3 separate regions of the Homo sapiens genome follow, and regions 2 and 3 are each linked to region 1. The links are chromatin loops, found by intact Hi-C in ENCODE. Cell type or tissue: Caco-2. All regions are shown on one strand. Region 1 has its middle 66 kb from the start of SLC36A4. Region 2 has its middle 28 kb from the start of SLC36A4. Region 3 has its middle 9.3 kb from the start of CEP295.

Evidence for each region. A loop is a pair of places that touch in the nucleus more often than their neighbours do. Peaks named below come from ENCODE experiments on the same cell type or tissue, not always from the same donor. Only the 100,000 strongest peaks of a DNase experiment are listed, where the experiment ranks them.
Region 2: a loop joins it to region 1, with 16 times the contacts of the local background. A loop is called at or near these places in 4 of 110 quality-filtered maps.
Region 3: a loop joins it to region 1, with 7 times the contacts of the local background. A loop is called at or near these places in 2 of 110 quality-filtered maps.

What each region holds. Positions count from the first base shown.
Region 1 is chr11:93,130,737-93,133,236 of GRCh38, reverse strand. No RefSeq gene overlaps it. Among named protein-coding and RNA genes, the nearest start is that of SLC36A4, 66 kb to the left of the region's middle. RefSeq lists a silencer at 1,200-1,494. In Caco-2, no CTCF peak of the experiment used is centred here; a DNase peak (open chromatin) is centred at 1,328.
Region 2 is chr11:93,224,295-93,226,794 of GRCh38, reverse strand. No RefSeq gene overlaps it. Among named protein-coding and RNA genes, the nearest start is that of SLC36A4, 28 kb to the right of the region's middle. In Caco-2, a CTCF peak has its summit at 949 (motif pointing right); no DNase peak of the experiment used is centred here.
Region 3 is chr11:93,651,130-93,653,629 of GRCh38, reverse strand. No RefSeq gene overlaps it. Among named protein-coding and RNA genes, the nearest start is that of CEP295, 9.3 kb to the left of the region's middle. In Caco-2, CTCF peaks have their summits at 1,192 and 1,394 (motif pointing right); DNase peaks (open chromatin) are centred at 1,069 and 1,365.

The DNA.
Region 1 (2,500 bases):
CTACAGATACATTTTTTCCTCTCTGAAAAAAAATGTTGGTTGCCAGAGGGAAACATCCTAGGACCTGAAAAATCACAGATGGGAAAATATCTCCATGACACTGATAATGCCAATAAGGACCGTTTCTATCACTTCAAATGTGGTGTATCTCAGCAATAGCCTTAATTATCTTGACAAGCCAGAACTTATCACTTTGGGGATGAACTTTTGCCAATTTCCAATGAAGAGGATAAAGGGTCAGGATTAAAACAAAACAAAACAAGCTGTGGAACAAATGCCTCAGTCATTAGGAATTCAACTTATCCCCAGTATTTGATTATTTTCTTTCTCATTAGAGAAAACAAAACAATGAAATCTTGGGGATGCTTAAAAAATACATCAAGATGCCACAATAGAACATAAGAATTGCTCTACAGCGTGGTCCCCAACCTTTCTGGCACTAGGGACCAGTTTTGTGGAAGACGATTTTTCCACAGATGAGGGCGGAGGGTTGGTTTTGGAGTGAAACTGTTCTACTTCAGATCATCAGGCATTATCAGATCTAGTAAGAGGCGCACAGCCTACATCCCTTGCATGTGCAGTTCATGATAGGGTCCCCGCTCCTATGAGAATCTAATGCTGCTGCTGATCTGACATGAGGCGGAGCTCAGGTGGTAACGCTTGCCAACTGCTCACCTTCTGCTGTGTGGCCTGTTCCTAATGGGCCATGGGACCCATGCTCTACAGAGTGGAATGTAATGAGAGTAGATTAGGAATTTGTCACTAAGCCCAAGTAAAACCAAACTTCCAGGTTTTGATTCCGTTGTGGACTTAAGAGTTTTCCAGGTACTACTCACTCATAAATCTCTCCATTCATTCCCTGTCCATGTTTGAGCTGGACTGAGGTAACATTCTGATAACAGAATTATCAGATGAAGCCCTCAATCACTTGCTGACATTCCTAATGACCTATCATTGTAATTTTGAATTATTTAACTTAGTAGCAATAAAGAGGCAGGAAAGAAACATACTGCATGTAGAACCTACTGCTTCAATTATTGAGCCAAAAACCTAGTGAAAGGTTAACAGTGAGATCAGCCATCTTCAACTGACACGAAATAATTATTCTTACCTTTAATATTACCTTCAGTTTTTATAATTTAAATACATATCATATATCTTTCTGTTCACTTAATGGTCCAAGAGTCCACTTAACAAGTACTAAGTGGTTTGGGGATAACAAAAATATGAGAGGTTGGTGCTGATGAGAGATTGTTGGTGGAATGAATGAGTCTGGGAATTGTCTAGGCTACACAATGCCTGAATGTGGTGAAAGATCGCCCTCAAATGGTTTTTCCTGGTTGTGTCTAGGGACGCTGGAAATGTGTTGAGAACAGGTGCATGAGTGGCAGTGTTACATGTCCTAGGATTTGCATTTGGTGAAAACAAATATGAGGAAGATTAATCTTTTGAGACTTAATATGTGAGTAATAGAAATGATTACATTGGTGTTAAATAAATTACATCATCAGTCATGTTTTAATATTGAGACAGAAGGGCAGTAGGTCAGAAACCTTCTAAATCTGCAGAAGGATGCAAATAATTTTTATTTTTGACAAGAAGATTCACTTGCCAAAATTTCAACCCAAACTTAAAATATTGCATTTTCCCCCGTGGTATTCAGGGCATATTCTCTCAATGGTTACCCTGATAGAGTTCATTGATATTTGTGAAAAAAGAAAGAAATGGAAAAAAAAACCCTATTTTTGGTATCCACATATTTTTGTAAGTCTGGGGCTGGAGATATTTCAACAGCAAGAAACAGGAGAGAAGTTTCCTAGACACTAAGTCTGTTCAGCATTCTTCAATTCAGCCCCATTTTCAAAATTAATTAATGAAATTGCATCTTGATGAATAAGGCTGATAGGAAAAAAATTGTTCTCATGGTGTATTAATCATGACAATTAATATAGCTGCTGCAACAAACCACCCCTAAAATCCTAGTGGCTTAACATAATAAAAGTTTATTTTTTTCTTATGTCACAATGTGCTGTATTATCAAGCTCCTTGCCTCCACATAGGGATGCGGGATCCTGGCTCTTTACACCTGTGTCACTACCATACTGAACACGTGGCCTCTGGGGTCCGCATAGAAGACGATGAAAAAGCACAGGCAATCATGCATGAGCTCTTATGGCTAGGCCTAGAAGAAGGGTACATCACTTCTACCCACTTCCGGTTACCTAGAGCCTAATCACATGGCCCTATGTTATTAATTCCAAGGGAGACTGGGAAATAGAGTCTGTGTGCCCAGAAAGAGGAAATATTATTTTATATTAAAAATCAATTATGCTATTGCTTAAGATCCAAAAAGCATGTGAATTTTAATACTTCAAAGAAACTTTTGAGTTTAAGGATTCCAGCTGAAGTTATACTATAGAATCCTGAGAACCCACATTTGCACTCTGCCATCCTAAGAGGCATCTTTGGTAAAGAAGTTTGAGAAATTAGTAGCGATGGG
Region 2 (2,500 bases), 94 kb before region 1:
GCCACTGCATTCCAGCCTGGGCAACAGAGCTAGACACTGTCTCAAAAACAAAAACAAAAACAAAAAGTAATTGTGGAGGTGAAATGTGATAAGAGTATTTGGATAAGCCTATTTGGAAGGGCAGGAGAGAAATATAGATGAAGGCAGATTTTTGGATTTGGTCTTTAGAGCTGGAAGGGATTTGCCCATGGAGAGGGGGAGGTTAGAGAATTGGAAAGGGGGATAGTTACATTAGCAAGAGCCCAGAGGAACCAGAGGGCAGGAGATCAGGGGTAGAGTGGTGGAACTAACCTGAGTAGGGAAAGAATGTATCTTCCCACCCAGTGGCCTATGAACCCTAGGGCCTTGTCTTCTGTCTTGATCTGTCTCAAAAGAAACCAAACTGTTAGCCTCTTTCCTAATATTTCTGATGAGCCAACCACAGGATCCTGGTAGGCAGGGTATTGACTTAGGTAGAGTTCTGAATTTGGAGTGGGAAGACAGCTTTAATTTCTTGTTTTTTGCTTGACTTCCTGACTGTGTTATCCTTTCTGAGCAGCAATGTCCTCATCTTTAAAATGAAAAAAATGTACTCCATGTAATAAAGTAGGACAATATATGAAAACACTTTAGAAAGGGACTTGCGATTAGGTAGCTTTTTTGAGGTGTTTGTTTGTTTGTTTGTTTGTCCCTCTGCTCTTAGGATCTGGCAATATTCCAGTGACCAGGAGATCTGGAAGTTGCCAAGAATGTTCTCTGCAACTGCTGGCTTCTAATGAGGCAGCTCACACAGGATTTGCTGTCTTGGATTTAAAAATAAGTGCATCCACAGAGAGATGGACTGTCACCAGAGGTTTGGTAATATAATTAACTGTAGAATGCAAGCCAATGGAAGCCAGCTGGCAATCACTGAAACTTGGGGGTTCGGTAGCTCAGAATGAGTTTGTTATTGAGAATTGTTTATAATAATCAAATTTCCACTAGGTGACAGCAAAGCCCATAATATGATCTAAATCATTGTTCTTCTTGAATAAATAGTGTTTGAGAATCTTCCAAAAGCAGCAGATCCTGCCATTCTGGAGAGAGTAATTATTGCTAAAATTATGACATATGGCCTCGAGATATTGTCATTACTCTTCTGAGATAAATAACTCCAGTTTTAAAAAAACCAATTTTAGTGTTTGACATTCTAAGTCACTTGAATTTATAGAAACAACTATAACAATAATTTAAAAAGCTAATATGTGTTAACCATTTGCTGTGTGCCAGGCACTCTTATAAATGCGCATGGCTCTTGATACTACCCAACCTCTCAGAGGTTTCACAGGGACCACAAGTCCCCTCTTTTAATAAAGAACTAAGTCTTCCCTGGGCCACTTCTGTAACCATAACACTAATTACATAAATACATGCTTGTGGCTGAACTACCCTGCCCAGGAGAGGAGGAGTTTGGTTATGCATATTAATGATTTAGTCAAGAGCCCTTTACAGGGTTTTATGAACAATTTTCAGTTATAATTGGTATTTCTCAGAGCATTTATCTTTTTTAAAAATAACTTTCCCCCTCTTAGACCTATGCTAACCCTTCATTGGGTTCCATGTTGGTGGCTCATTCATCTTGGGACTGTGTTGAGTTTGCGGTAACCTATTGGAGTCTTTTTTTTTAGGGTCTAAGGCGGAGACCCCAGGCAGAGTGAGCTTGACTCATCATGGTACAAAGCCTTTAACCATCAGAAGGAAGTGGGAATTATGGGGGCATTGCTGGTATTTGACTCTGTCCCCTGGCCCCTGGCTCCTGAATGCTTGCCTTGGTTCTAAGCAGAGAAAGGACTGAGAAGTAAAATGGCAGGGCTGTTTCTGGAACACACTAATTCACAGGCAGCCCTGCTTAGTTTGTTTTCTTCAATCAGAATATAACATAAAAACCAGGGAGCTACATAGCTGGCTCCTCTACGGCTACCCATACTGCTTTTCTTTTCTTTTTAATTATTACTATCTCTGAAAGTATGCTATAAATGCATGAGATGAAATTTCCAAAGGTGCAACAGAGCACACAGTTAAAAAGTAAGTTTTACTTCCCACACCTGTTCCCCATAGGAAACCACTGGTTCTCATAGTTACCAGTTTCCAGTAATGTTCAGCCTCAGCAGCCTGGGGATTCCATGCTTGCAGGACAGTGGTAGGGATGCTGGCTGCTGATGGGGGGAGCAGTTAGGAGTAGCTCAGATTGCGGAGTGAGTTAAGCACATGTGACACCTCCTGATGAGGCTCAGGGACTAGGGGCACATGGCGTGTGGGAAAATAAGCCAGGAAACCTTAGGAATTCATAACAAGATGGCCTTATTTGCACCCACAGGCTGGTGTTGCCTGGGGAAGTTGTGTACTATTATTATTGAAATATGTTCTCAGATGAAAGTTAAAAAATAAAGATAAGTATATCTCATTATTTAAGTATATATATATACGTATATATATGTATATACATATTTATATAGGTATATATAAGTATATATATACGTAC
Region 3 (2,500 bases), 520 kb before region 1:
CTTTGAAATCTCATCTCCAGTAATACTTAGCAAGTTTCAAGCTTCTATTCTGCCCCTGCCTTTTCCCCCACTTTCTTTTTCTCTACCCTCCCATCTTTGCTCCTAAGACTTCACTATTGGGATTTCACTTTTGGGATTTTCCCCAAGCTCTCTGATAGGGATCTATGCATCCTGCACATTCTCTCCTCAGCTTTATTAAAGAGCTAAGGGCTTCACAATCTAATGTCATCAAGCCGCCAGGCCCAGGTCAGAAGAGGTGTGTACCTTTTCAGTAAATGTCCCTCTTTCACCTTCAACCCTAGTCACGGCACGCCAATCTCAGGAAGACCTAAATAACAAACAAAACCATACACATTTCACTGAGAGCAGAATTACCACCATCATGCCCATTCTACAGATGACAAAATTCACGCTCAGAAAGGCTAAATAGCTTGCCTGTTATTACTCATCTTGTCAACCACAAGAGGAGCACTCAATCCCTGGTCTTTTGACTCAAAATCTAAGGGTCTTTTTGCCAGCACAAATGCATACTAACATGTTAAAAAGAGTCACCTTTTGGGCTAGGAAATTTTGCATTCCTTTCCTTCAAGAACGGTAGGTTCCAGGCCAGGCATAGTGGCTCACATCTGTAATCCCAGCACTTTGGGAAGCCAAGGCAGGCAGATCACTTGAGCTCAGGAGTTTGAGACCCGCCTGGGCAACATAGTGAAACCTTATCTCTACTAACAATAAAAAAAAAATTAGCTGGGTGTGGTGGCATGTGCCTGTGGTCCCAATTACTCAAGAGGCTGAGACGGGAGGATCACTGGAGCCCAGGAGATAGATGCTGAAGTGAGCCATGATCACGCCACTGCACGGCAACTTTTTGAGACCCTGTCTCAAAAAAAAAAAAAAAAAAAGCTATGTTCTAGTTTTATGACATCCATCTCTGTTCTAAGGTATGACTCCTAGATAAACATTTATGATTTTTGAGGGAGCAGGGAAAGCATTTTTGGCACCTGTGCCTTCTGCTCCTCACCCCTGAGATAGCCACAGGCCCCCTTGATGACTCACCTTTATGGCTAGCCTCTCATGGCCTCTCCTGACCCTCATCTACTCTGCATCTCGTCCTTCAGGCTAGCTAGTTCAGGCTGAAGGATTCAGTTAGACTACTCTTCCTAGGCGCATGTTTGCATTTTAAGAAAGACATTCAAAGCCTTAACATAAGGAAGCAAGCAATGGGCCAGTTTAGGCACTGTCCTGCCTTTACATGGTAGTGACAAGGCCGGTAGTAGGAGATGCGGCAAATATCTCAAATGAATCCTTTATGGGTATTTTCTTGCAATTCCAGTTGGAAAAAAAGTGACAGAAATTATAATGTCTGCCACTAGGGGGCGGATTAGCCAAATTTTGGAATATTTGTGGGCGAGTGAGAAGACTCAGAAATTTTTTCTTTTCCTATTCTCACAAATTCCCCTGCATCAGACAAGAGGAGAACAGCATCACCAGAAATAGGAAAAAGCAAAGGCAGCAGCATTGCTACTGGCAAGAGCAGGGTCCCCCATTGTCATCCTCTCGAAATGTGTTAGTGCACGAGGGTAGCACACCCAGGTAACAACAGCCTGGTATTCAGTACCTGTTACGTGCCAGGCACTGTGCTAGGCACTTTACCTACATTGTCTTCCTTGACCCACACAGCAATCTTCTGAGGCAGATTTTTCAAATCATTATTTTACGGGTGAAGGAATAGGCTTGTGAAGGTTAAATACATTGCTCGAAAGCAAGCAGCTAATACGTGGCAGAGTTGGGATTTGTATTGCTGTTTGTGGGGAGTGGTAGATAGGTTAAGGAGGAAGTCTTGAAAGGACTTGATATTAAGTCACCATTCAAAGCCTCTAACAGAGCTTCAGCGAGAGGCACTGCCTGCCTTAGGCAGTGGCTCTAAGGAGAGAAAAGAGTTTTAAGCATATTATATGTGTCTATTGTAAAAAATAATATGGAATATCATAAAGAAGAAAGCAGAAACTATCTTCGAATCTTATGTAGATAAAGCACTTTTAATCATTTTTAGTCAGGACTTGACTATGCTGGTTTTTGTTTTGTTTCGTTTTGCTTTTTATTGTGCATGCATTACCATGTAAATAAATATAGAATCTTCACTAACAGTTTTAATGATTATGTTTTGTTGTTTTGTACTTAAACCCCTTAAATTGCTTACCCAGTACCTGCTGATAAACTTTTTATTAATTTTCAGGTTTTTTACCACTATAAACAATTGTGTAATAAATTCTTTGTGTTTGCTTCTTTCCAAGGTATCTTCTCTTTTATTTATTAGATCTCATCCTATCTCCCTTAATCAAACAGTTGTCCCTGTTTTTCCTTTGCCATTTTTCCTCTCTGTGCTATACTGTTTCTTTAGCAAACAGATATGAGATAATAACGCCCATCTCGTTAAAAAAAATCTTCTTTGGGCCGGGCATAGTAGCTCACACCTGTAATCCCAACACTTTGGGAGGCTGAG